6 separate regions of the Homo sapiens genome follow, and regions 2, 3, 4, 5 and 6 are each linked to region 1. The links are chromatin loops, found by intact Hi-C in ENCODE. Cell type or tissue: IMR-90. All regions are shown on one strand. Each heading gives the region's core, and the rest is flanking DNA. Links, peaks and the distances in the headings are about the cores only. Region 1 overlaps F8 (coagulation factor VIII). Region 2 overlaps F8 (coagulation factor VIII). Region 3 overlaps BRCC3 (BRCA1/BRCA2-containing complex subunit 3). Region 4 has its middle 60 kb from the start of VAMP7. Region 5 overlaps FUNDC2 (FUN14 domain containing 2). Region 6 has its middle 67 kb from the start of VBP1.

The links. A loop is a pair of places that touch in the nucleus more often than their neighbours do. Peaks named below come from ENCODE experiments on the same cell type or tissue, not always from the same donor. Only the 100,000 strongest peaks of a DNase experiment are listed, where the experiment ranks them.
Region 2: a loop joins it to region 1, with 5 times the contacts of the local background. A loop is called at or near these places in 14 of 110 quality-filtered maps.
Region 3: it touches region 1 in a loop (18-fold over the local background); 19 of 110 quality-filtered maps call a loop at or near these places.
Region 4: a loop joins it to region 1, with 9 times the contacts of the local background. A loop is called at or near these places in 17 of 110 quality-filtered maps.
Region 5: it touches region 1 in a loop (10-fold over the local background); 89 of 110 quality-filtered maps call a loop at or near these places.
Region 6: a loop joins it to region 1, with 19 times the contacts of the local background. A loop is called at or near these places in 20 of 110 quality-filtered maps.

What each region holds. Positions count from the first base shown.
Region 1 is chrX:154,978,833-154,983,943 of GRCh38, reverse strand. All of the region lies in intron 6 of F8 (coagulation factor VIII), which reads left to right. Among named protein-coding and RNA genes, the nearest start is that of F8, 41 kb to the left of the region's middle. RefSeq lists enhancers at 2,835-2,884, 2,985-3,034. In IMR-90, for the core only: a CTCF peak has its summit at 2,929 (motif pointing left); no DNase peak of the experiment used is centred there; H3K4me3 peaks cover 262 bases; H3K27ac peaks cover 176 bases.
Region 2 is chrX:154,915,929-154,921,039 of GRCh38, reverse strand. All of the region lies in intron 14 of F8 (coagulation factor VIII), which reads left to right. It also overlaps the pseudogene EEF1A1P31 and the pseudogene ZNF622P1. Among named protein-coding and RNA genes, the nearest start is that of MIR1184-1, 31 kb to the right of the region's middle. In IMR-90, for the core only: a CTCF peak has its summit at 2,899 (motif pointing left); a DNase peak (open chromatin) is centred at 2,839.
Region 3 is chrX:155,084,633-155,088,632 of GRCh38, reverse strand. All of the region lies in intron 5 of BRCC3 (BRCA1/BRCA2-containing complex subunit 3), which reads right to left. Among named protein-coding and RNA genes, the nearest start is that of BRCC3, 15 kb to the right of the region's middle. In IMR-90, for the core only: a CTCF peak has its summit at 1,989 (motif pointing right); no DNase peak of the experiment used is centred there.
Region 4 is chrX:155,818,320-155,823,430 of GRCh38, reverse strand. No RefSeq gene overlaps it. Among named protein-coding and RNA genes, the nearest start is that of VAMP7, 60 kb to the left of the region's middle. In IMR-90, for the core only: a CTCF peak has its summit at 3,105 (motif pointing right); a DNase peak (open chromatin) is centred at 3,100.
Region 5 is chrX:155,055,152-155,059,429 of GRCh38, reverse strand. It overlaps FUNDC2 (FUN14 domain containing 2), which reads right to left. Exons shown (of 5, transcript NM_023934.4): 5 at 1-4,278. Among named protein-coding and RNA genes, the nearest start is that of CMC4, 14 kb to the left of the region's middle. RefSeq lists enhancers at 1,702-1,996, 1,661-2,162. In IMR-90, for the core only: a CTCF peak has its summit at 1,898 (motif pointing right); a DNase peak (open chromatin) is centred at 1,899.
Region 6 is chrX:155,146,793-155,151,903 of GRCh38, reverse strand. No RefSeq gene overlaps it. Among named protein-coding and RNA genes, the nearest start is that of VBP1, 67 kb to the left of the region's middle. In IMR-90, for the core only: a CTCF peak has its summit at 2,788 (motif pointing right); no DNase peak of the experiment used is centred there.

The DNA of each region.
Region 1 (5,111 bases), core at 644-4,643:
CCCTGGGGGGAGATTTGTCCTTGCCTTAACCCACAGAAAACATCATGACTGTCTGAAGGCAGAAATATCCCAGAGTACAGGCAGAGACAAATGAGGGAGGAAGGACTACCATCCCCAGCCCTGGAAATTCTGCTCTATAATTTGGCCAAAGACATGCAAATTCAGAATGGCCGTGCAGCAGCACCATGCTGTAGCAGGTTTATCCTACAGGTCACCTTGGCATGAATCACTAGCTGGCCTTCCAACACTGCTATGATAATCCCTTTGGGACCTCACCCACTTGGGACAGGCAGGGCTCTGACCACTTACTGGAACACCTGTAATCCCAGCACTTGAGCTCAGCACAATAACAATAGGAGATGGCTACTACCGTTAATTTTATGCAGTTACGATTTAATACTGGATCTTTACGTTTGTTTACATTTGTCCCAACTGGCACCTTCATCACCTCCACCCTCCCCACCCCAGACTATGGTAACCACGATTCTACTCTCTATTTTCACAAGATCCACTCTTTTAGCTCCCACATGTGAGTGAGAACATGTGGTATTGCCCTGCAGTGTCACCTATGTTGATGCAAATGAAAATATTCTTTTTTATGGCCAAATAGTATTCCATTATGTATATATACCACTGAACTGTACACTTAAAAATGGTAATGATGGCAAATTACATATGTATATTTTACATCAATAAAAAGAAACTTAAAAATAAGGTAACAATAGGATTCTATGAAAAACAATCATAACAAAACGTGCTCATAAAAATTATAAACACAATGGTCAAAATAGAAACTCAATAGAAAGTACTAAGAATAGATAAAATCTTTCATAAGGTCAAACAAAATGTGGTTGAGAATATAGTTGACCCTTGAACAATGTGGGGGTTGGGGTACTAACCCCCTGCACAGTCAAAAATCCATGTATAACTTTTGACTCCCTCCAAATTCAAGTACTAATGACCTATTGTTGATCAGAAGCCTTATCAATAACATAAACAACAAATATTTTGTGTATGTATTATATGCTGTATATTTTCAATAAAGTAAGCTAGAGAAAGGAAAATGTTATTTATACTTTTCTCTGCTTCTTGGGAGTACTTCCAGCATCACTAGTGGCACTTTATACGGGTCCCAAGTATCCTTCAAAGTTTATGGAGAGATGAAATGCTTATGCAGAGATGATTAGCATCATGCAGAGTTTTCAGTGGATGCCTGCAGCACTCGAGCTCAGCACAATAACAATAGGAGATGGCTACTACCGTTAATTTTATGCAGTTGCGATTTAATACTGGATCTTTACGTTTGTTTACATTTGTCCCAACTGGGAATGGTGCCATGTATGGTTGTAAGTATGTAAGTTTTTATAAATTTCAACTTTTTATAATAGATTTTTGTATATTTTATGGTAATAAATGATAAAATAGTCTAGTATCAACATGTATATGTATATATAAGTGTGTATACATATATATATATATTTTTTTTTTTTTTTTTTTTGAGACGGAGTCTTGCTGTCGCCCAGGCTGGAGTGCAGTGGCGCAATCTCAGCTCACTGCAGGCTCTGCCCCCCGGGGTTCACGCCATTCTCCTGCCTCAGCCTCCCGAGTAGCTGGGACTACAGGCGCCCGCCACCTCGACTGGCTAATTTTTTGTATTTTTAGTAGAGACGGGGTTTCATTGTGTTAGCCAGGATGGTCTCGATCTCCTGACCTCGTGATCCACCCGCCTTGGCCTCCCAAAGTATATATATATATTTTTTGAGACGGAGTCTTGTTCTGTCACCCAGGCTGGAGTGCAGTGGCACAATCTGAGCTCACTGCAACTTCCCCCTCTTGGGTTCAAGCGATTCTCCTGCCCCAGCCTCCCAAGTAGCTGGGATTACAGGCATGTGCCACCACGCCCACCTAATTTTTGTAGTTTTAGTAGAGATGGGGTTTCACCATGTTTGCCAGGCCGGTCTTGAACTCCTGACCTCGTGATCTGCCCGCCTTGGCCTCCCAAAGTGCTGGGATTATAAGTGTGAGCCACTGCATCCGGCCATCTCCATATATTTTTTGCATTCATAACATACCTTTTTCTTAATTTTTTTGATATTTTTACCCTATGTGGTCCATCTGACAGTTTTTTCAAATTGTCATAAATTTCCAAAAAAATCTCACTATATTTATTGAAAAAAAACTGCATATAAGTGGACTCATGCAGTTCAAACCTGTATTGTTCAAGAGTCAACTGTGTGTTTTAAAGCAGATTTTAACATCAAGAAATGATAGAAAAATGATAAGAATTAAAAGAGATAAATATTCATATTAGAATTGCCCATCAGGAGCTTCTGAGTAGCTGAACGCATGGAGGTTCCTGGAGAGTGGCTGGCCCCATGCCCCTTCCCACATACCCTTCCTTATATATGCATCTCTTCCATCTGGCGTTTATAAGAAAAGGTGCTGACTGCTGAATTATAAGGACACTGTGGTCTACTAGATAAAGGTTGAGGAGAGGGGTTTGGGCTTCTATTGTCTTCTTTCCGGGCCTTCATCTCCTGCTTGTGATTAAGTAGTGCATGCTGAGTGGAGCAAAGTGGTGGAATAGGACTCTTCAGCAATAATCTCCTCACAGAAACATCAAGGTAACAACTCGATGCGTGAAATTACCTTCAGAAGAGTTAAGAAAACCTGAACCCATGAGCAAGACTGTGAAGCCCTTTTGGACTGCAAAGACGAGTAAAACCATAGTTGCACATAAAGGGGATTGGTTCTTTATGACTGAGACCCCACCCGCAAGCCACTGCAGTACCACAGGCGGAAAGTCACCATGGACCCACGGTTTTTACACCGGAAAACTCTCCCGTATGGCCTGAGTGCCCTCTGTGGATCTCCACTAATTAGTAGCAGAGCCAGCATGAGACTTGCGTCTAACCTGGGCTCAGGGCGCCCTCTCGTGCTAAAAGGAAATACAACAGCCAGTCCTTTCACTTTCTTTTTGATATGGTCTCTGTTGCCTAGGTTGGAGTGCAGTGGTGCGATCATAGATTACTGCAGTCTTGAACTCCTGGCTGGGCTCACACGGTCTTCCCACCTCAGCCTCCAGAGTGGGACTACAGGTGTGTGCCACTATGCCTGGCTAAATTTTCGGGTTTTGTGTGTGGGGTGGGGAAGATTGGGGTATTGCTATGTTGCTCAGGCTGGGTCTCGAACTCCTGACCTAAAGCAATCCTCCAGCCTCAGCCTCCTAAAGTGCTAGGTTACAAGTATGAGCCACCACACTCAGCCCCACTCAATTTCTAAACGAGCTCACTGAAATAGAGCAGTCACAAACAAACCCAGACTGTGAACATGAGAATAAATACCTAATTCTTCAATGTGTAGACAGGGATGCACATCTGCAAAGAATAAGAATAGCCTAAGAAAGACAGCCTCAACAAATGAACAAAAAATCGTGCCAGTGACTAATCCTAAAGACATGCAGGTGAATGATCTGGTAGACAAAGAATTCAAAATAGCTATTTTAAGAAAACTCAACAAACTTTTATAAAACACAGAGAAACAATTCAGAAGTTTATCAAAGAAATTTAACAGAGAAATTGAAGGAATAAAAAAAGTCAGAAATCCTGGAACTGAAAAGTATAATAAAAAATGACACATGCAATACAAGACATCAGCAACAGAATTGATCAGGCAGAAGAAAGGATCAGCAAGCTCAAAGACAGGTTATCCAAAAATACAATCAGGAGGGGCTTCAGGATGGTTGACTAGATGCATCTAGTGTTCATCCCTTCCATGGAGAGGAACCAAAGTAGCAAGTAGATAATTATACTTTGAATAGGTCATCTAAGAGAGAACACTGGAATTCAACAGAGCAGTGACAGGAAGCATTGAAAGCAAGGGAGGAGAGAGAAATAAGGCCTGTTTGCCTGGGATTGGCTGGGAGTCTGGAACAGCTTCCTAATGTGGGGAAAAGGTAAGAGACCCTTAGTGTTCCTCATTTTCACCAAGGACTCTTGCAATCCTAGCCACAGGAGAGCGCCTTATTCCTTGACAGCACAGAGACTAGCATAGGGAGTTGCCTAAAGACCGTGTGAAGGCATTGCAACAGAGAGCTCACGCTGGATTCTGCAATTCTCCCAAGCAGCTGCAGCACAGCACCATTTTGAGAACACAGCCCACACATCCTGCCCTGCTATGATGGCCGTGACTTAGGCAGGAGCCCTGAGCAGTGATCCTGCCCCACCCAGCAGAGGAGTGCCCATGCATTTTCACATATTCCAAGAACAAATTCCACTACCTACAACCACTGCTGCTGCAGGCTGCTGTGGGGCCAAAACACTAGTGAACCTTGTGCTCCCAAGCTACCTGCCTACAGCTACTCCCTGAGAAAGCAACCCCACCTTCACCAAGAGCAGGGCTATAGCACAGCTACTGCTGCACCCCAACCTGAGCATTTTGCTAGTGACCTCGGTATCACCCCACCCCTGCATAGCACAACCAGCACCTCACACACCACCAAGGAGCCTGAGGGCAGGTTCACGTAGCCCAGCTCTACCTGCCCCCAGTACCCAAGCATATCATCCAGGGGCCTAGGGATCACTTAGCCCTGTCCACCACTGGTGGCACCTGAGCACCTCCTGGGGTCTGAGGTCAGGCCCACTCAACCTGCCACTACTGCCACAGTTAGCACTCACTGCATGCACCACTTGAGGGTCTGGAGACTGGCCATGCGATCCATAGCAGCCACAACCAACGCCAGCACAGACCACTTGAGATTCAGGTTGTTTCATTGCTATGATTGCCATCAACCATGCCACTTTGCTGCCCAGGAACTTGAGAACCCACCCACCCATGTGATCCATCAATACCACTTCTGGCACCCAAGTAAACCACTTGGAGGCCCACAAATCAACCTGCCTGGACCTAAAACCAGTGCAATCATATGCCACCATGGTACACCAAAGACAAGCACACTCAGCCCACTGCTGCCACCATTGGGGCCTGAAGACAGGCCTACCTGGCATCCCACTTCTCAGAAAAACTTCACCACAGCCTCCACTAATAACCACACCCTAAGCCACTGAGAAAATCACAAATATCACTGATGCTGTTTAGAATCTTATACAGAG
Region 2 (5,111 bases), core at 439-4,438, 63 kb after region 1:
AGATCTGCTTTATAAGAAATGCTAGTAGGAGTTCTTCAAGCTGAAGAAAGAGGATGCTTATTAGTAATATGAAAACATATGAAAGGATAAAACTCACTAGTAAAAATAAGTACATTGTCAAATCCAAAACACTCTAGTAGTGTAATGGCAGTGGGTAAATTAATTATATCTTTAGTATAAAAGATAAAAGACAAAGAAAGCTATTTTAAAAACTAAAGCTATAATAATGTGTTAAGGAATGCAAATTATTAAAATATGTAAACTGTCACATCAAAAACATAAAATAGGCTGGGCACAGTGGCTCATGGCTGTAATCCCAACACTTTGTGGGGGCCAAGGTGGGAGGATCACTTGAGCCCAGGCATTTGAGACTAACTTGGGCAGGATAGTGAGATCTCATCTCTATAAAAAATTTAAAAATTAGTAAAGCATGGTGGTGCATGCCTGTAGTCCCAGCTACTCAGGAGGTGGAGGTGGGAGGACTGCTTGAGCCTGGGGGGGTCAAGGCTACAGTAAGCAATGATCACACCACTACACTCCAGCCTGGGCAACAGAGCAAGACCCTGTCTCAAAAAAAATAATAATATGTAGGAGGAAGGGAATAAAAGTGTAGAGTTTGTGGATGCAATAAAAATTAAGTTGTTATCAGTTTAAAATAGCCTGCTAATTTTGTGTAAGCCTCATAGTAACCACAGAGCAAAAGCCTATAGTAGATACACAAAACATTTTAAAAAGGTCCAAAGCATACCACTACAGAAAGCCATCAAACTATAAAGGAAGAATGCAACAGAAGAAGAAAGGATCAAAGGATCTAAAAAAAAAAAAAGAAAGAAAGCAATTAACAAAATGACACAAGTATGACCAAAGTCCACTGCTTCTTTATTACTGATATAGAATATCTTTCAGATCTTAAGGGACTGATTAATTACTTGGGAGAGAAAGTTTGTGTTGAGAAGATTTGCTTGTGTTGCAATGAGAAGGGGAAGTTCTACTCAACAGAAGCTGTACAGGCACATATGACAAAAGCTGGTGTAAGCTTTTTACAGATGGTGATGCTGCTTTGGAATTTGCAGACTTGTATGAGTTTAGGAGTAGCTACCCAGATCACAAGGAAGGGGAGGACCCTAATGAGGCTGAGGAGTCGCCCTTAGGAAAGGACTTAGAATATGATGATGAAAGCATGGAACTGATTCTGCCTTCTGATGCCAGAGTGGGTCATCACTCCTTGATGAGATACTACAAACAGTGATTTGGCTTGTCAAGAGCTGTGGTAGTTGCTAAATATTGTGAGGCCATGGGCCGAGTGCTTCAGTAATAGAGAGCCCTGGGATAGACTGGCAACACAGGAGCAGCTGTTACATGAAAGTGAGACATGCATTATATCCAAAGGATGAAGTCAAAATGGATGCTGAAGACAGAAATGAAGAACAATGCCACCAAGCAGATGCACTTTAGGGTCCAAGTGAGATTCTGAGAGTCTGCCAGGATTGAGTGATTGTCTGCTGCCCAAGTTTCCTCCTTGCCCTGAGGACCAGGGAAAGCCAGATTGTATGATGGACACTTTTGCTGCTACTTCACTTGCTCTAACATAATAATAAAAATGAAAATCTAAAAAATATTTTATTGAAGAATGAAGGTGAAAGAAATACATTTTCAGACAAGCATAAACAGAGAAACTTCACCATTAGCAAAAGTCCACTAAAATATTCTAATGTTATACTTGAGACAATAAAAAAGTGATACAGAATGGAAGGCATGAGAGACAAGATGGGATAAAGAGCAAACAAAGTTAAATATGTGGATAAATAGAGATAAGTATCATAAAACATGGTCAAATGTTTTATGAGCGTTAAGATATATAGAATTGCTTTATTCACAGTTGGTTTGCTGTCATAACACAAGTATCATGAAAATCACTGCTAAATCTAAGCCAAAATTGGGAAAGGAAAAGGTTCATGTCACTATCATCAACGTTGGACATGTAGACTCAGGAAAGTTCAACACTACTGGTCATCTGATCTATAAATGTGATGTGATCAACAAAGGAACCATTGAAAAATTTGAGAAAGAACCTGCTGAGATGGGAAAGGGCTCATTTGAGTATGCTTGGGTCTTGGATAACTATAAACTGAACATGAATGGAATATCACCATTGATATCTCCTAAAGAAACCTGAGGCCAAAAATATCCTGTGACCATCATTGATGCCCCAGCACACAGGGGCTTTATTAAAAAAAAAAAAAAAAAAAAAAACATGATTAGAGTGATATCACCAAAATGGTGGATAGAAGCAATCTGGCTTCACTCTCCTCCAGAAAAACCAAAAACAACTATTCAGTGTCTAGCTTATCACCAGGAATATCCCATAACTCAAAACAGAGGCTGTGAGGATCTGAGTGGCCACATAGAAGAGAAAAACTGCAAGCAGAAGATAACAAAAATGGGCCTGTTTAACTGCAGCATCCCCTTCCCAAGCTGCCAGGCACCATGCAGAAAAGTTCCCCCAGACTGACAGTATGTACATCAGAAAAAGTGACATCTAGATGAAGAGCCAGCTTTCCCACCATCTTGGGTTCCTTTGCAGAAAAATCATTCCTGCCTCAATCCGTGGGAAGCAGCCTGATTGCCTCTAGGGTAAAAAAATCCTGAGGGCAGCTAGAGACAAAGGATGGAGGCGGGGCTAGCAACCCCAGCATGCAAAACACATTGGCTGCTCTTCATCTAAGCCAAAGAAGACACCAAATGAGAGAGAATGTTCAGCCCGTGGTTCCTCTGGACACAAAATCCTAACCAGATGTCTCACCCAACCAGGATATCCAGTTTGGGACCTCCCCCAAATCGGGAATAGGCAGTAATCCAAGCCGTTGCAAGAGCTGCAGCAAATCTGGGCTTACAGCACCATCTAGTGCCAAAAAAGAGGCAGTAATCTCAGAGTAAGGAAGCTCTAATTCATACATAACCTTTAGACAGGCATACTCCTGAAAAACCAAACTAAGCCAGACACAAAGACTGGAATAAATAACTTAGCATTCATACAAAGACATAGATATATGTGCATAAAAAACAAGAGCAAATAGGGAGCTATGACCTCTCCAAATGGAAACAGCATGGAGCCAGTGACCAACCCTAATGAGATGGCAAATTGTAGCTCTCAAATCAATAATTCAAAATAAAAGTTCTGAGGAAACTCAAAGAACACAAAAAAGCAACTGAGAAATTTATGAGATAAATTTAACAGAGAAATCAAAATAATAATTTAAAAAACCAGAAATGCTGGAGCTGAGAAATACAACTGAACGGAAAAAAAAAATGCACTGGAAAGTCTAAACAGCGGAACTGATCAAGCAAAACGAACAATCAATGAGCTCAAAGACAGGCTATTTGAAAATACACAGTCAAAGGACAAAAAATAATTAAAAGGAATGAAGAACACTTGCAAGATCTAGAGGACTGCCTCAGTAGAACAAATCTAAGAGTCATGGGCCTTCAAGAGAGAAAGAGCAATGAATAAAAAGCTCAAAGAAATAACAGAAAATATTTCCAAACCTACAGAGAGATGTAAGTATCCAGTTATAGGAAGGCTGAAGATCACCAAACAGATTCAACCCAAATAAGACTACCCCAAGGCATACAATAATTAAACTCTCAAAGGTCAAAGACAAAGAGGGGATCCTAAAAAGAGCAAGAAAAAAGAAGCAAATAACATATAAAGGAGCTCCAGTTCATCCGGGAATATACTCTGGACCAGATGAACCTACCTGACATTTTACAGAACATTTTATCCAACTACTACAGAATATACATTCTTCTTATCAGCACATGGAACATTCTCCAGGATAGACTATATATTAGGCCAGAAAACAAGTCTCAACATTTAAAAAAATAAAATTATATTAAGTATCTTTTCTGACTACAGTAGAATAAAACTAGAAATCAATGACAAGAGGAACGTTTGAAACTATACAAATACATGGAAATTAAACAACATGCTCCTGAACAACCAATAAGTCAATGAAGAAATTAAGAAGGAAATTTATTGAAACAAATGAAAATGGAAACAACATACCAAAATGAATGGGATACAACAAAAGCGGTACTAAGAGAGAAGTTTATAGCTATAAATGCCTACATCAAAAAAGAAAGACTCAAATAAACCTGGTAATGATGTAACTCAAGGACATAGAAAAACAAGAGCAAACCAAACCCAAAATTAGTAGAAGGAAAATAATAATAATAATCATAGAAATAAATAATATTGAGAAAAAGAAAACAATATGAAAGACCAATGAAATTTTTAAAATGGCTTTTTGAAAGATAAAATTTAAAATCTTTAGCTAGACTAAGGAAAAAAAATGAGAGAAGACCCAAATAATTGAAATCAAAGATGAAAAGAGTCATTAAAACTGATAACACAAAAATACAAAGTTTCACTAGAAACTATTATGATCAACTATATGCCAACAAACTGGAAAAACTAGAAGAAATGGATAAATTTCTGGACACATACAACTTACCAAGATTGAACTATGAGGAAATAGAAAACTTGAGCAGACCAATAACTAGTAATGAGATTGAAGCAGTAGTAAAAAGTCTGGCATTAAATAAAAGTCCAGGACCTGATGACTTCACTGCTGAAGAAAAACTTACACCAATTATACTGAAACTATTTAATATTGCAAAAAATTGAAGAGAAAAGAATGTTTCCAAACTCATTCTACAAGACCAGCATTATCCCAATACCCAAACCAGACAAAGACACAACAACAGCAAAAAGAAAACTACAGGCCAACTTCGCTGATGAATATAGATGCAAAAATCCTCAACAAAGTACTAGCAAACTAAATTCAACAACACATTAAAATGAGTATTTGTCATGCCCAAGGGGGATTCATCCTAGGAACACAAAGATAGTTCAACATATGGAAATCAATAAATGTGATACACCACATTAACAGAAGGAAAGACAAAAACCATATATTTATTTCAATAAATGTCAAGAAAGCATTGAATAAAATTCAACATCCCTTCATGATAAAAACTCTCAACAAATTTGGTTTAAAGGAGCATACCTCAAAACAGTAAATGTTATATATGACAAGCCCACAGCTAAC
Region 3 (4,000 bases), core at 1-4,000, 110 kb before region 1:
GCCTGTAATCCTAGCACTTTGGGAGGCTGAGGCAGGCGGATCACCTCAGGTCGGGAGTTTGAGACCAGCCTGACCAACAAGGAGAAACCCCTTCTCTACTAAAAATTCAAAATTAGCTGGGTGTGGTGGCGGATGCCTGTAATCCCAGCTACTTGGGAGGCTGAGGCTGGAGAATCGCTTGAACCTGGGAGGCAGAGGTTGCAGTGAGCCGAGATGGTGCCATTGCACTCCAGCCTGGGCAACGAGAGCAAAACTCCGTCTCAAAAAAAAAAAAAAAAAAGCCAAAAACTAAACAGAGGCTAAATTTAGTCTTCAGACCATTGTTTATAAAGGATACAAAAGATCAGGTGTCACAATGAAACACTGCAGATTACAGTTTTGCCCAATGGCTTACATTCACTTATTTTGGCAATCTGTTCTTCAACATTCTTTGTGTGTATACCTTTTTGATCTAGATTTTGACTTCTCCCCAATGTCCTCCTAAGTAAAGACTGAGACCAAACAGTACCCAGCAATGAGTACAAAGGAAATTGGCTGAAAATATTGCTAAAAGAACATAGCATTGTAAAACGGTCTATAGCAGTACAGAGAATTAAAGTAAATTGCTAAAAGTAAAATTCTTGGTACTGTTAAGCCTATTTCCTTATCAGTTAAATGAGAATAAACATCATCGCTTCTCTCATAGGGTTTTTGTAATTTTTAAATTGCAAAATTTTTAACACACATCAAAGGTACTTCATAAGCATTACTTCCATTCAATTTTATCTACAACCACTGGTAACAACTACTGTGCCCATCATGTTACCCAAACTGCTTTTTGTCAAGGTCACCAATGATTTATTCTTGGTCTTCAATTTACCTGATCTCAGCTGATCACTCCCTTCTTGAAACACTATCTTCACTTTGCCTCACGTTCCCACTCTTCCTACTCGTCTCTAACTTCCTGTCTCTGTTGCTGGATCCTTCTCATCTTCCCACTCTCCAAATATTGGTGTGGCCCAGGCTCAGTGTTCAGTCCTTTTATCTCTCTACCCTTACCCTTTGGGGGATTTTATCTAGTTTTGTGGCTTCAAATCTACACCAGCCACTCCCAACTCTTGCCCAACAAACTCTAGTCCCAGAACTCCAGAACCATAGATCTAAGTTGCCGTCTGACAGTTCAACTTGGTTGTCTTAAAACAATGCTCCTGAGAGTATGTCTCACGTAAGCTCAGTACCTCCACCCTGGCGCCTGCCAAAGCGAGCCGACCCTGCCCGTCCACTGGCTACCAAGAGTTCCCAACCTTGGGCCCCCAGAGGCTCAGACTGGCCTCGGTCACCCCTCCGGGGGAGTCCCTCGTACCCCCATCTTCCCCTGTGGGAAGGCGTATTCTTCTCGCCGGCGAAGCTTCTCCGGGTGGGATCGTTCTGGCATCCCGTCCTAATGGATGTACCCCCTCTGAGCATTGTCTACCCCTTGGGAGACCACCTGAGCGCTGAGGGACCCACTCCAGCCACCGCTGCCCGCGAGGAGCTGTCATCCTATGGACACTTATTCTCATCTCAGCAGGCTCGGACCCTGCACCTCTCGCCCTTGCCCCTCAGCATCCACTCAGAAATTCTCTCAGGCATTCTGCTTCCGTCCAAACACAACGCTATCTACCTCTGCTGGCCACCTCTCAGCCTTTCCTTCTCTCTGAGTGAAAAGCCCATTGGTGCCCTCAGAACAGCCAAAGACATTTCAGAAGCCTCCAACAGAGGTATGAGATGCTTTAATGACATCGGAGCATTAGCCTGGCCATCTTTGGGATATAATGGATAAGAACGGCTGCTGCTTGCTGTATGTTTTTGACGATCAGCTATATAAAGTGGAGTGAACCTTCAGAGCCGATTATTTGGCCAACACTAGGGTAATTCGAGAACAGGGATGGGGGTGCTTTGCACGAGGCTGCGTGCTTTGAATAGGCCACTGCCCAGTCCTGCTTTGAGGAAGCTTACAAAAGGATCCACCAGATGGCGCTGTGAGCAGCGCTTTGGGAGGCCAAGGCGGGCAGACCACCTGAGGTCATGAGTTTGAGACCAGCCTGGCCAATGTGGTGAAACTCCCTCTCTACTCAAAATGCAAAAAAAAAAAAATTAGCCAGGCGTGGTGGCGCGTGCCTGTGATCCCAGCTACTCGGGAAGCTAAGACAGGAGAATCGCTTGAGCCCAGGAGACGGCGGTTGCAGTTACCTGAGAGGGCGCGCCATCGCACTCCAGCCTGGGCAAGGAAGGGAGGGAGGGACGGAGGGAGGAAGCGAGGGCAGGCGGGCAGGTGGGGTTCTCTACAAGACTGGGTGCACAATGTGGACATCGCATGCATGTTGCTGTTAAAAGCCACTCTGGACACTGTGCTTTCTCTCGGACATGCCTTCTGACCAGATATGGCCTCCTTAAAGGATGCAGATGCCACTGTGATCAGCATGAAGTTTCCCAATGGGGCGGCTGTTAGCTTGGACGTCAGCCAGCACTGGACAGACAGCTGTGACCACAGACGGGACGTTCATGATTTCCAAGGTGTGTTGCAGATGAATAATCAGAATCCCTTGGGCATGACCAGGCAGGGTACGTCCTATCACTCTGCTCCCAGACCCAGGCTGGCCGCTACCAAAACTCATATCGAGAGCGCTTCAGACATTTTGTCTGAAGAACCCTTAAAGGGAAAGAACCTCCTGAAATCACCAAAGAGCAGTTCCTCGGAGTCATTCAGGTAGCTGTCATGGCAAAGCAGTCCTGGGGGAACCAGGCAGCCATGGACCTACCCAGCAAATTGGTAAAGATCTCCGTGGTCAAGACAGAAACTCTGTAAACCGCCCCAAGGCTCAAGCCAAGACCCTGCTTGAGATCCAATTGCCTGTTCCACTTCTCCCTGTTACTGAGAGAGGGAGATGGAACTTTCTGGTGACATTATCCTCACCGGAAATTAAGAAAGGAAAGCAACAGGAAACCATGTATGTTTCATTACTGGTGTAACCAAACTCTTCAGGATGTGACTTCAGACCCAGGGATAAAAAGTTGGAGGTCGCTTATCTGTTTTCTGTTGAACTCAGGCCTGGTACACGAGAGATGCTCTTTTGGTCAGTTTCCTCTGGTTGGGTCTTTCAGGAAGAAAGCAGGTTACGGATTGGACCACATAAACTGACCTGGAAACCAGCAGTTTCAGCTTTTCTGTATGGCAAGTACGGCAGAGAGCTGGTTAAGCTGTTAGACTGAATGTCACATGCACTGGGCCCCTTTGTGGGCAATTACACAGGTATTTAAGAAACAGTTTTCTTGAAGAATCTGTGATTTTGTGCACAGTGATATTACACAGCACCATTCCTAAGAAATATGATGAAATAACCATATGTAGTATTAAAAGCCCATTTTATTATTCTTGCCTGAAATAGACATTCTCTTTTAATGTCAGTGGAGGAATGAACTGAAACTGTTTTCCCCCCAAGGGGACATGGAAACATTTCAGAAATAGGCCTTCTCATTTCCTTTTAGGAGCTACGTGGTGAAAATGTTCCTGTGAAGTGGCAGACCTGCTCTGAATCCAGCCTATCTTTCCAAAATTACATGTGGAGGCCATTGGAAATGTTCTTATATATCTGAAAATAATTGACTATTTCTCATATCCTACTTTTTAAAAAAAAATTTTAAGAGACGAGGTCTTGCTTTGTCGCTCAGGCTGGCACACAGTGGTGCAGTCACGGCCCACTGCCACCTCCAACTCCTGAGCTCAAGGGTTCCTCCCACCTTAGCCTCCTGAGTAGCTGGAAATACATGCATGCATCACCACACCTGGCTAATTAAAAAAAAAATTAAGAGACAGAGGCTCGCCATCTTGCCCAGGATGGACTTGAACTCCCAGGCTGAAGCAATCATCCCACCTCAGCCTCCCAAAGTGCTGCAATTACAGGCAGGAGCCACTACACCTGGCCTATCCTACTTTAAAAAAACTTTTTGGGGCTGGGCACGGTGGCTCAGGCCTGTAATC
Region 4 (5,111 bases), core at 617-4,616, 840 kb before region 1:
GTTGATCTTTTGTATTGCTTTTTGGTTTCAATTTCATTTATTTTTGCTCTGATTATTATGATTTCCTTTCTTCTACATATTTTGCATATGATTTGCTCTTGCTTTTATAATTCTTTAAGATGCATTTTAAAATTGGCTATTTGTCGTTTTTCTACTTATTTGATGTAGGACTTATTGCTATAAACTTTCCTTTTAGTACTGCTTTCTCTGTGTCCCATAGATTTTGGTTTGTTATGTTTGCATTTTCATTTGCTTCAATACATTTTAAAATTTCATTACTAACTTCTTCACTGACCCACTGGTAATTTAAGAGCATATTGTTTTATTTCCATGTGTTTGCATGGTTCCTAAAGTTCTTGTTATTGATGTCTAGTTTTATTTTATTGTGGTCAGATACTTGATACTATCTTAGTTTTACTGAGGTTTTTAAGACTTGTTTTGTGGCTTAACATAGGTCTGTCCTTGAGAATGATCCATGTTCTCAGAAGAAAATGTATTCTGCAGCTCTTGGATAAAACGTTGTGTAAAGATTTATGAGATCCTTTTGATTTATTATGCAGATTAAGTTCAATATTTCTTTGCTGATTTTCTATCTGGATGATCTGCCCAATGCTGAAAGCTGTGTGTTAAGGTCTCCAGCTATTATTGTATTGGAGGAGTCTATCTCTCTCTTAAAACTCTAATAAAATTTGCTTTCTGTGTCTGAGTGCTCCAGTGTTGGGTGCATATATATATTTACAGTTATTATATTCTCTTGCTGAAGTGACCTGTTTATCATTATATAATGACCTTTTTAGTCTGTTTTTATAGTTTTTGTCTTGAAATCTATTTTATCTGATAAAAAGTATAGGTATTTGTGCTCCTTTTTTGGTTTTTATTTTCATAGAATATCTTTTTCCAGCCCTTTATTTTCAGTCTGTGTGTATCTATACAGGTAAAATGAGTTTCTTGTAGGTACCATATAGTTGGGTCTTTTAAAAAATTCATTCAAGATTTTAGTTCATTTACATTCAATGTTATTGATAGGCAAAGACTTACTATTGCTATTTTGTTTTTTGTTTTCTGGCTGTTTAGTGTTCCTCTCTCCCTCTCCCCCTCCCTCCATCCCCTCCCTCCCTCCCTCTCTTTTCCTCTTCCTCTTCCCCTTCCCCTCGTTCTCCTTCCCCTTCTCCTTCTCCTTCCCCTTCCCCTTCTCCTTCTCCTTCCCCTTCCCCTTCTCCTTCTCCTTCTTCTGCTTCTCCTCCTCCTTTCTTCCTTCCTTCCTTCTTTGTGTAAAAGAGATTTTCTCTGGTAGTAGGTTTTAATTTCTTGCTTTTTATTTATTGTGTATCTGTAGATTTTTTGGTTTGAGGTACCATGAGTCTTGAAATAACATCTTATAACCAATCATTTTAAACTGATGACAACTAAACTGTGATTACAGAAAAGCACAACAAATAAACAAAGAAGGAAAGTGAACACTAATAAAAACTATACACTTTAACACCATCCCCTCCCAGATTTTTAATTTTTGTTGTTTATAGTTATGACTTTTAATACTATCTCTTAAAACATTGTTGTAGTTATTATTTTTATAGGTTTGTCTTTTAGTCTTCCTACTCAAGATGTGAGTGGTTTACACACCATTACAGTGTTAGATTATTCTATATTTGTCTGCGTACTTACTACTACCGGTGAGTTTTGTATGTTCATATGACTTCTTATTGCTTATTAGGATCCTTTTCTTTAAGATTGAAGAACTCTCTTTAGCATTTTTTTTTGTAGCTCATGTGTGTACTTGATGAATTCCCTTAGTTTTTTTTTGGTCCAAGAAAGTCTTCATTTCTCCTTTATGTTTGAAGGATATTTTTGCTGGATATAATATTCTAGGATAAAAGTTTTTTTCCTTCAGCACTTTGAATATGTCATAGCAGTCTCTTGTAGCCTGCAAGGTTTCCACTGAGACATCTGCTGCCAGACATATTGCTACTTCTTTATGCTATATTTGTTTCTTTTCTATTGTTGCTTTTAGGATTATGTTTTCATCTTTGACCTTTGGGAGCTTAATTACTAAATGCCTAGAGGTTGTCTCATTTAGTTTAACCCTGCCTGGTTTTATGTGACCTTCTTGTACATGAACACTGATATCTTTCTCTAGGTTTGGAATGCTCTTTGTTATTATTTCTTTGAATTAACTTTTTACCCCAGTTTCTCTCTCTACCTCCTCTCTAAGACAAGTATATCTTAAATTTGCCCTTTTGAGGCTATTTTCTACATCTTGTAGCCATGCTTCACTTTTTTTATTGTTTTTTTTTCTTCTCTGTGTTTTCTTATAGCCTCTGTTTGACCTTACTAATTCTTTCTTCTGCTTGATCAATTCTGCTGTGGAGAGACTCTGGTGCATTTTTCAGTGTGTCAATTGAATATTTCTGCTCTAGAACTTTTGCTTGATTTTCAAAAATTATTTCAATCTCTTTGTTAAATTTCTTTGATAGGATTCTGAATTCCTTCTCTGTGTTATCTTGAAATTTGTTGAATTTCCTCAAAACAGTTATTTTGAGCCGGATGCAGTGACTCATGCTTATAATCCCAGTACTATGGGAGGCCAAGATGGGAAGGTTGCCTGAGAACTGGAGTTTGAGGCCAGTCTGGGCAACATAGCAAGACCCTATGTCTACAAAATTTTTAAAAAATGTTAGCCAGGCATGGTGGTGTGTACCTCTAGTCTCAGCTACTCGGGAGGGTGAGGTGGGAGGATCATTTGAGCCCAGGAGTTCGAGACTACAGTGAACTATTATCACACCACTGTACTCCAGCCTAGGCGGCAGAGCAATACACCCCCCCTCCCCTGCCAAAAAAAGCAGCTATTTTGAATCCTTTGCTGAAATGTCACATAGCTCTGTTATTCTGGGATTTGTCACTGGTGCCTTATTTAGTTTGTTTGGTGAGGTCATGTTTTCCTACATGTTCTTGATGCTTGTGAATATTCATCAATTAGGTATTTATTCTAGTCTTCACAGTCTGGGCTTGTATGTACTTGTCCTTCTTGACAAGGCTTTCCAGGAATTCAAAGGGTTGTGATCTAAGTCTTTGGTCATTGCAACCATATCTGCACTAGGGGGCTCCCTAACCCCAGCAATGCTGCAACTTTTGCAGGCTCTTACTGCCTTGGTGCACTTGGACGAGATCCAGGAGAATTCTCCAGGCAGTCTCTAGTTCTCTTCCTTCACTTTCCCCCAACAGAAGGAGTCTCTCTCTCTCTCTCCATGCTGGTATGCCTGGAGTTGGGGAAAGGGTGATGCAAGCAATACTCTGGCCACCACAGCTGAGACCGCACTGGATCACACCTGAAGTCAACATAGTACTGGGTCTCGCCCAAGGACCATGATGATACTGCCTGTCTAACACTGATGTTTATTCAAGGCCCAAGGGCTCATTATTCCACAGGTGGTGAATCCTGCCAGGACTGGGTCTTTCTCTTCAGTGCAGTAGGTTCCCTTCTGGCCCAGGGTGGGTCTAGAAATGCTATCCAGGAACTAGGGCCTGGAATCAGGGGCTTCAGGAATCTGTTTTGTGCTTTATTTAACTGTGGCTTTCCTGGTACCCATGTTGCAAGACAAAGTCCTCTGTGCTCTTCCCTCTCCTTATGGAAGCAGGAGTCACTCCCTGAGTTGCACTGCCTGGAGTTGGGGGAGGGTTGACACAAGCACTCCCTTGGCTGCCACAGCTAATGTCTCACTGGTTCATATGCACTCCCATTCCACTGGCTCTGAGCACAGTGCAGCACCTGAAATTGCTCAAGGGCTGCAGTTCTTGTAGCCTGACTGCCTTTTAAACCTATTGAGAAGCAAAGGGTACTTTAATTGGCCAGCAGTGGAGCTAGCCAAAACTTGGGTTTTTATCACTGGGGCAGAGAATTCCCTTTTGGCTGGGGCTAGTTTAAATGCTCCCTCCATGGGCACTGGAAGGATTCTGCTCTGTGTTGTGTTCTGCTGTAACAGGGCAGCATTGGAACTCAGTGTGGGAACTCAGTGCCACAATCACTTCTTTCTTGCTTCCCCAAGCACACAAATTCTCTCTTCGTGTGCTGCTGGGGGATGGAGAAGGGGTGGTGTAGGCAATGTAAGACTGTATTTTATATCTTTTGCAGTGCCTCTTTTCTTGATATTATTTTAAAACCAGGTACTATAATTGCTCACCTGATTTTTGGTTCTTATGAAGATGCTTTCTTGCATGGATAGTCATTTAATTTGGTTTTCCGGTAGGAGGATGATTGCTGGAGGGTTATATTTGGCTATCTTGTTCTGCCTTCTCAAGCTGTTTAAAATATATTTTTTCAACTCTTCCCATTTAGTCTGTGTCTTCCTGGTGGTGAGAGTTTCTTTTAGGTAGCATCCAGGTGGGTCTTTAAAAAATTCCTTCAGCCAGTCTATATCTTTTAAGTGGGGAATTTAATCCATTTACATCCAAGGTTATTATTGGTAGATGAGGACTTATGTTATTTTATTGATTTTTTTTCTGGTTGTTTTGTATATCCTTTGTTCTTTACTTCTCTTATTGTTTATTTTTGTGGTTGGGTGGTTTTCTGTAGTTATAAAGTTTGATTGTTTTCTCTGTGTGTCATCTCTACTAGTGAGTTTTGCAGTTTTGCATGTTTTCATAATGGTGGTTATGGTCTTTTGATTTCTAGAAGTCAGATTCCCTTGAGCATTTCTTTTAATACTGGTCTAGTGTTGATGTGTTCCTTTAATTTTTGTTTATCAAAGATTTTATTTCTTCTTCATTTCTGAAGGATAGCTTTGCCGTGTATATTATTCTTTCCTGGCGGTTTCTTTTTCCAGTATTTTGAAAATATCATCCTATCCTCTTCTGGCCTGTAAGATTTTTTGCTGAGAAAGCCACTATTAGTCTAATGAGGGTTCCTTTATATGTGACTTGATGTTCTTCTCTTGCTGTTTTTAGAATTATTGTTTTGTCTTTAACTTTCAACAATTTGAACATTATGTGGCTTGCAGAGAATCTGTTTAGGTTTAATCTGTTTGGCAACCTTTGAGTTTCCTGGTTCAGGATGGCCATCTCCCAAGGCTTGTGAAGTTTTCAGCTATTATTTCATGAAACATATTTATACACCT
Region 5 (4,278 bases), core at 279-4,278, 76 kb before region 1:
TGGCTATTAGTGATGCTAAGTTTAATCACTTGGTTAGTGACTGACAGACCTTTTAGCTAGAAAGGTAGTTTTCCCTTCGTAATGGGTAAGTCATTTGTGGGGTGATATCTTGTCACTCCTTTCCTTGCATTCACTCCACACGATTCCTAAGACATTTAATGAACTATAATATTACACTTGTGTTCAGTATTCAGAAGGCATCTGAAGTTGTATGGCACTTAATATAAAAGGCTTTAAAGCCCTCTTAAGGAGTTAACAGCAAAACTCTTAATTTTTTCAGCACCAGCTTCCAACTGTGTACTTCAGTGGTTCTCAGTCTCTGCTGCTCATTAGAAAAAGCTAAGACACTTTAAAACCTCAGGATGCCTGAACAGCACTCCAGACCAGTGAAATCAGAATCTCTAGGATGAGAGCCAGGCATTAGTAGTTTTTAAAATTTCACAGGTGATTCCCAAGTGCAAGCAAGGATGAAAGCCACTGCTCTCAGGAATGTCATTTCTTACCATTTTAAAATTTAAAAAGGTAGACACTTTTGAAAAGTCAGTAAACTGACTTTAAAGCTTTATAAAAATGTGAAAAAGTGCGACACTTTTCTTTTAAAAAAAAAAGTATTAAGATTCATGACCCCTTAAAAAGAATGCAAGCATCGGAAATATAAGCTATACCATATGACTTCTAGAAAAATCAGGCTCAGAACTAAAATAGGTTTTCTGCCCAATTACTCAGATGTTAGTGTGACCTCTTAGAAAATTGGGCAGAAAATGTATTTTAGTTCTGGGCCTGATTTCTGAGAAATCATACTAGATTTCATGACAAAGAAATGAAGCTGATAATTTGGTAGAGGGAGTAGAGGGCAGCAGCCACATTTTTCTCTGGGGTCCAAAACTGGCTGTGAGCTTCCCTCTGAGAAGAAATTGAGATCATCATGAAACATTGATGATACTCAGAAATTTCAAATCCATCAGTATACCATCTTTTCAAGCAGAGATTCCCAAACTGTACAAAAGTAGAGGTTCCAAATAAGAGCCCAACCATTAGTTATGCCCATCTTTCTGACAACCGTGAAACAAAAGAATGATGGAGAGACTATTCTTACCACAATAGTTGTTAACTACACAGTAACTTTGCTTTCCAAAACCAGAAGCACCCACCCCAAGAGCATGTTGGCTAGAATTATGCAAGAGATCATTCCTTGTAGAATCTAGTCCGCCAACTTGAATCGTCTTCTGCCAGCATCCATGAGACAGTAACTGCCCAGATCCAGTAGCAAGGACTGTCACCCCAGTGGTAGGGGAGTCAAGAACCCCACTGTCCTGTTAATGAATGTCTGGAGGCTGAGTGGCGGGAGATTGCAACAAACAAGCGGCCATTTGGGAGGAGAGTCATGCTAACATATTATCACAATGGCAATAACACTCATGACAATGGGCTGCTCAGGCAAGGGTCCCCACCACCACATCTCTCCCCGCACCCAGCTCCCGTGTCAGCAATGAGGATACACATTCTTGGGGGAGACTGAAACATTGGACTCCATCTGTTGAGCCCGAGCAGGCAGCGGCCAGAAAGTGCCCCTGGATCCGTCTCTGCTCTCCGACTCTGGGGAGAACCTTGGGAAGAAGAGACTCAAAAGTTCTACCTCTCCTGTAGCATGCTCCAAGTCCCCATCCCACCAGGTCCCATTGCGGGAGAGACGCTGGGTCAAAGGGTGGCTCAAAGTGGTGAGGACGCAGGGCCGACCCATAGTAGCCAGGAAGGGGACAGAAGGGGTCCCTGAGCCGGGACACTGTCCAGCACGCTGCAGGACAAGGGAAGGGAAGCCTTCACTACGTAGATGCCATCCTATTGGTTGACAAGTTGGAAGCCTTGAGTGCGGTGTTACCACGTCGCCGCCACAAGGGGGCGATGAAACCCCGAACACATTCCAAGTCAAGTTTCTGCGGACCATATACAGCGACAACGCTCTTCCCAAGGAAAAACTTCCGCCCCACCACCACTAATTAGGAAGTCCAGAGCGTCATTGGACTCTGCTACTGGAGAAAATACGTGCCTAGCTAAGCAGGCCTCTCCAGTCAAATGAAAGTAGTGCACTGAAAGGTGGAGCTGCCTGGTCCTTGAATCATCTCGGTTTTGCATGGAGGAGTGGCAGCTGTTCTTTTGGGGGAAACCTTAACTCCCACTTCACCACCTGAAACAAAACTGCTGGCACAATAGGGCCTTGATTCACAGGTAACCCCAAATGCCTGAGCCTCCTTCACCGATGGTTCAGCTAAACTGAAAACAAGGTGTGCAGCTGTGCGTGTTCAACCTCCATGCCAGCTCTGCACAATCCCAAGTGGTCACAGTGGCCTCACACCGTGGGCAGAACTCACAGCCGTTCTCATACTAGCAGGATGAGGCCAACCTGCAATACTGACCTCAACCATGACCCTCACAGTCGTAGAGGCAGCCAGCTGGGAAAAAACTTCAGGAGGGACCTACCTACAGATCTTAATTCAGACAATCAGAATACAGTCTGAGGCCAGACTATTTATTACAACCTACTCAAGGTAGTTTACAACCACCTGCTAATCTTTGCTGCCCTCACCAATAATCACAGGAAAAACAGATGCACCAAAAGACAACCCCTACCCCACTGGAGAGGCATTGGGTGGCCAGTCTCCCCACATGCAACCCAAAGGGGCACAGAGCACTTTGGTTAGCTTTGCTGTTACCATCCCATTGCTGTGGGTAAGTCACACAGGTAAAGTGGCTGCAGCCACTATCACCATATATGGCATAACCCAGAGACCCAGATGTCAGGAGAGGCAGAGTGTGGGGAAGCAGGAAACAGATGACTCAGTGTCACTACATATGTCTATATCAATATATATAGAGATATAAATATATAGCAAGCAAAAAAAAAAAAATAGAGGAGGATCTATAAGGTTAAGAGACTTATCCAAATCATGCAAATACGATGTGAACCTTGCATGAATTTTGATTCAAACAAACTAAATATAAAACACTTGAGGAAATTTTGAACACTGATCAGATTTTGGATATTATGTAATTACTGTTAATGTCTGATATGATGAGGTATTTATGATTTTTAGAAATAATTCTTACCTTTTAGAGATACATACTGAAATATGATAAAATGACATTTTGATATTTGTTTCACAATAACTGGTAAAAACCAGCAGAGCTATAATTTGATGATTGTTGTGAGTGAGTGATAGATACACAGGGGGATTATTGTACTATATTCTCTACTTTTATATATTCCTGAAAGCGTCCATAATAAAAAGTGAAAAAAAATAAGTTCTTATAGCAAAATATGCAGCAAAGAGGCTCATACCATTATGGTTTTGAGATGATTCATACATATTGCAAGCAAAATGGCTTATGTTTCCTTAAATGTAAGGAGAAAAACGCAAATAGGTGGTTTCTGTAAAGTTCCACACATCCACTGGTAGTTTTGATTTTCAAATTCAATACATCATTCTCAAGACGGGTTAAAATGCAAACATTTTTAAATGTATGGCCTTAGAAACACACTCATATTTCACAAGAGATCATCTCCAAGATTAACAATTCTGAGTAAAACTAACCTTTAATAGTGAGTTTTCTTTCTATAAAGTCATTATTCAAATACTCAGCACCTATTAAGTGCTAGGCCCTGTGAGTATAATGGTGAAGACAGAAGTCTTGCCCTCTGAAAGCTGACTGATATTCTAGTAGGGACTGTAGACATGGTAACATGCCACTACAGCAAAATGTGGTAAGATTCTGTGTGTGCGTGTGTGCCCGTGTGTGTGTGTGTGTGTAAGCTTTTAAAGAATAATTCTCAGGGTTGTGGTCATCATGAGACGGTAGATTACACTTGATGGAAATTTATTTCTCATGTCCTATCACTATCTTTCTTAATTCTGAATCCCTGGAAAGCTACTTCTTTAAAATTCCGGTTTAAATGTTGTATTTCATACTAACTAGATTAAAAAAAAAAATAGTAGAAGTGGCACAGAGGAGTTATGGCCACCCCTAATGTTTTGATAAGGATATTTCATTCACATTTCAAAGCTTAAAACCTTTTCTACAAAATAAAAATCCAAAATCTTCCCTTTCCCACCTAAATCACTTGTTTTACAATAAATAAACCCTTTGGAAACAGCCATGAGATACATTATCCTGTACGGTAGAAAGCATTCCTGGACAATATCAGATTTTTCAATTACAGTAATTATGCTGCCAATTTTGTCGGCATAATTATAACACATTTAAATAGCTTTCTGTAATGTA
Region 6 (5,111 bases), core at 618-4,617, 170 kb before region 1:
AGAACCAGAATGAGACAAAGATGCCCACTCTCACCACTTCTATTCAACATAGTACTGGAAGTCCTAGCCAGAGCAATCAGACAAGAGAAAAAAATAAACAGCATCCAAATTGGTAAAGAGGAAGTCGAACTGTTGCTATCTGCTGATGACATGATTGTATACCTAGAAAACCCTAAAGATCCCTCCAAAAACTCCTAGAACTGATAAAAGAATTCAGCAAATTTCAGAATACAAAATTAATGTATGCAAATCAGTAGCTCTCCTATACACCAACAGTGACCAAGCTGAGAATCAAATCAAGAACTCAACTCCTTTTACAATAGCTGCAAAAATATAAAATACTTAGGAATATACCTAACCAAGCAGGTGAAAGACCTCTACAAGGAAAACTACAAAACACTCCTGAAATAAATCATAGATGACACAAACAAATGGAAACACATCCCATGCTTATGGATGGGTAGAATCAATGTTGTGAAAATGACCATACTGCCAAAAGCAATCTGCAAGTTCAATGCAATTCCCATCAAAATGCTACCATCATTCTTCACAGAACCAGAAAAAAAATCCAAAAATTCATATGGAACCAAAAAAAGAGCCTGCATACCCAAAACAAGACCAAGCAAAAAGAACAAATCTGGAAGCATCACATTACCTGACTTCAAACTATACTATAAGGCCATAGTCACCAAAACAGCATGGTACTGGTATAAAAATACATGCATAGACCAATGGAACAGAATAGAGAACCCAGAAATAAAGCCAAATGCTTACAGCCAACTGATCTTTGACAAAGCAAATAAAAACATCAAGTGGGGAAAGGACAACCTTTTCAACAAATGGTGCTGGGATAACTGGCTAGCCACATGTAGGAGAATGAAACTGGATCCTCCTCTCTCATCTTATATAAAAATCAACGCAAGATGGATCAAAGACTTACACCTAGGACCTGAGTCTATAAAACCTCTAGAAGATAATGTCAGAAAAACCCTTCTAGACCTCAGCTTAAGGAAGGATTTCATGACCAAGAGCCCAAAAGCAAATGCAATAAAAACAAAGATAAATAGCTGGGACTTAATCAAATGAAAGAGCTTTCCAATGGCAAAAGGAACAGTCAGTAGAGTAAACAGACAACCCACAGAGTGGGAGAAAATCTTCACAATCTATACATCTGACAAAGGACTAACATCCAGAATCTACAATGAACTCAAACGAATTATCAAGAAAAAAAATCCCATCAAAAAGTGGTCTAGGGACATGAATAGACAATTCTCAAAAGAAGATATACAAATGGACAACAAACATATGGAAAAATGCTCAACATCACTAATTATCAGGGAAATGTCCATCAAAACCATAATGCAATACCACCTTACTCCTGCAAGAATGGCCATAATAAAAAAATAATAGATGTTGGCATGGATGCGGTGAAAACGGAACACTTCTACACTGCTGGTAGGAATGTAAACTAGTACAACCACTATGGAAAACAGTGTGGAGATTCCTTAATGAACTAAAAGTAGAACTGCCATCTGATCCAGCAATCCCACTACTGGGCATCTACCCAGAGGAAAAGAAGTCATTATACGAAAAAGATACTTGCTCATACATGTTTATAGCAGCACAATTTGCAACTGAAAAAATGTGGATCCAACCCAAATGCCCATTAATCAACGAGTGGATAAAGAAACTGTGGTATAGATATACGATGGAATACTATTCAGCCATAAAAAGGAATGAATTAACAGCATTTGCAGTGACCTGGATGGGATTGGAGACTATTATTCTAAGTGAAGCAACTCAGGAATGGAAAACCAAACATCGTATGTTCTCACTCACAAGTGGGAGCTAAGCTACGAGGATGCAAAGGCATCAGAATGATACAATGGACTTTGGGGACTTGAGAGAAAGGGTGGGAAGGAGGTGAGGGATAAAAGACTACAAATTGGGTTCAGTGTACACTGCTCGGGTGATGGGTGCACCAAAATCTCAGAAATCACCACTAAAGAACTTACTCATGTCACCAAATGCCAACTCTTCCCCAGAAACCTATGGGAAAAAAATTAAAAAAAACTAGAAACAATAGACTCCCTCTTATATAAGGCCAATTCCTCACCAGGATTCTATATTCCACCAACTCCCCTGAACCATTCACTGATTCTTTGTTCAAGAAATATTTATGATAATTTACCAATAAGAAATGGGGATATAACCATAAGCACAAACAACTTGATCCCAAGCTTCATAAGATTACAGTCTACAGATAAGGAGAAGATATATCAAACAATCACACAAATAAATGTAAAGTCATTTTAAGTTGTAAACAGTAGCATGAAAGAGAGGTACACAATACTCACTGTTGAAGCAGGGGAATCTAACCAAGTCAGGGAAGTCAGGGAAGCAAGCCCTCCTGAAGAAAGTAATAGTTTGTGCTGTGTATACTTATCCTTATGAAGGATAGCTGAGGAATAAGTAGTAGGTCAGTTCGGGAAGAAAGAGCACTGTAGACAGAGGAATAACATGTGCAAAGGCCCTGGGGAAGGCATATGGCACAGATGAACCCTGTTGCTAGAGCAGAAACAGCAGAGGGGAGCATAAGGGAGATGAAGCTGGAGAGTAGGAAAGGGTTCAACAATGCAGGACCTTAAATTAAAAGCAATGTTGAGGAGCTTGCACTTTGTCCTAAGAATCCTGGGAGACCTTCGAGGGCTTTTGAGTGAGAGGTGAAATGATCAGATCTCTATTTTGGATGTTATCAGATCTGCATTCTGGATGCACTGTGTAAAACAAACAGCAGGGGGCAGAGTATCTGGAGACAGACTGGTTGGAAGGTGAGAGAGGATGGAAGTTGAAGCTAAAATGCAGAAAAGAGGAGGCATTGCAGACAAAGTCGTTAGGATTCAGTGTTGGATTGTAAAGGCGAGTGGAAGGAGAGAGTATCAAGGATGAGAAGGGTACACAGAAAGAGAAGCAGATCTGGGCGGAAGATGGGTGATATAAGCTGCTGAGCTAGCAGGTTTAATGTACTACTTACAGAGGTGCGGACACAGCTAAGGAACAATTCTGAGAGAATGAATAACAAAAGTTGTCAGTATGTGAACAATGTTGGAAACATGTTATTTTGTCTGATTTCCTTTGGGAGAATTCATTGCCAGCTATAAATCTGTGGAAACGCTGCCACACAATCTTAGCACACAAGATTGGCAGAAAATCGCTTAGAAACACTGAAAACATGTGACAAAGTGCTTTCCGTGAAAAGGGTGGATGCGAAGCAGTAAGGACCCCCTTCATGAAGCACGCGGTCACCCTCCAGCCACCAGAACCAGAGGAACGCTGTGGTAACTGAGGGAAAACGCATCTAGGCACACGTCACGGTGGCACCTTCCAGCAGGTCCCCGGGGTTGTGCCCCTGGAGCTCTGACAAAGAGTGTGGCCCGGAAATGTGATGTTTGGACTGCAAGTTTTGGTGAGAAATAACAATGCATCAGGTTGCAGACAAAGCAGACCCTGCTCTGTGCGTTTATGGGAGCCGCGCCCAACAGGAACCACAGGGAATGATCGAAAGGAGAGGGACGGACACAAACAGACACACCAGAGAGAGGTTCTCAGGAGGAGGCTCTGTGGCCTCCAGACCACGTCAAAGCCAAGGCAGAAAGGATGAACTGAGGAAAGGAGGAAAATTTCCCCTTAAGGAAGGTAAAATCCAGAAGGGATCCCTAAAATGGTGAGCAGTTTAAACCTAGCAGTTTTGCATTAATTCACATAAAGTATAATGAAAACTGTTGGACACACAAGGAGAGACTGGCCAATCTATAGTCACAGAGGAAGACCTTCACACCCCTTCACAGGATCTCGCAGCAGATTGGCTGAAAAGTCTCCTTGAAACTGCAGACCTCTCTCAAGGAGACCCACTGAGTTGGGCAAAGGTGGGGCCGACTTAATTCTTGCCTCCCTGCTCTCCCACGTAGCCCTGCATTTCACTCCATTCCAGGGTTTCTGGGACACCCGAGAAAGCACGTAGTCCAGGGAGCACGTCTGCCAACTGAAGGCCTTGACAAATGACTTTCTGTACTGGCTGAGGGCCAGGGCCCAGCGTACTGATAAGGAAGCTCTTCCAGAAAAAGGGTTGATTTACAAAGGAATGAATCTGCATGAAAGTTTACCAACAAGATCCCTGCCTGCCTTTTGCAGGCTCTCCTGCAACCATCTACTTCATTTTTGATCTCAGGAAGACCAGAGCTGAGGTAAGGAGGAGGGTGGACTGGTGGGAAATGTGGCTCTCCATTCAGGTACTCCTCCTGGCAAATGTCCCTTAGAACTCTAAGCACAGGTGCTGGTCAGTTAATGCTCATCGGCATCCTGACAATGGCTGAGACTGTGGTTCCTAGCAAAGGTCCCCTTGCTGCCCCCACCACCTCCCTTAGGGAAGAAAGGTCAATGTAGAAAAAAGTCAGAGGACTACATTGTGATGGATACCTAGTGATTCTTCATGTGTAATTTTGGTTCAGTCTTTTTCGGGAACTCAGGGGCCGGGATTGTGTCTCATTCATTATAACTGAAAAGGAGTCAAGCATGTTTACGAATGAATGTTGATTGAAATCAACTGGTTATGTCGCCATGAGGCAATGAAACTCTGTCTTTTCCCCTACTAACCCAGACATTCTCATTGTCTCTCTCTCTTCCCACCACTGGTCATCTGAGTTCTCATTCAGGAAGCCATGCATTATTTCACCCAACAGTGGTTCCCATTGTGGACCACTTTGTGGGATTTCAGGGCTACGTGCAAGCTGCCTTTGTACTTGTCTGCACATGAAGGAACATTTGTGCTGTGTATACTTGAGAGAACATTCCTTTCCTTCAAAGATTTATAAGCCATCAGCCAAAAAATCCCTCCTTCTCTGCCACTAAACCTAACATTTTATTTGCATCTGCAACCATCCTCTCTCCCCTACATCTTCATTTTCTCTCTCTTCACAGGCTTCTTCACATACACATGACTGCCACATGAACCAGGCACTGTCTGAGCATTCCACATGTGTTATCTCAGATAATCCTTCATTCTTCTAGTCCCAACCAAGGCAGGTCTGCCACACCAGTCGCTGATATGTAGG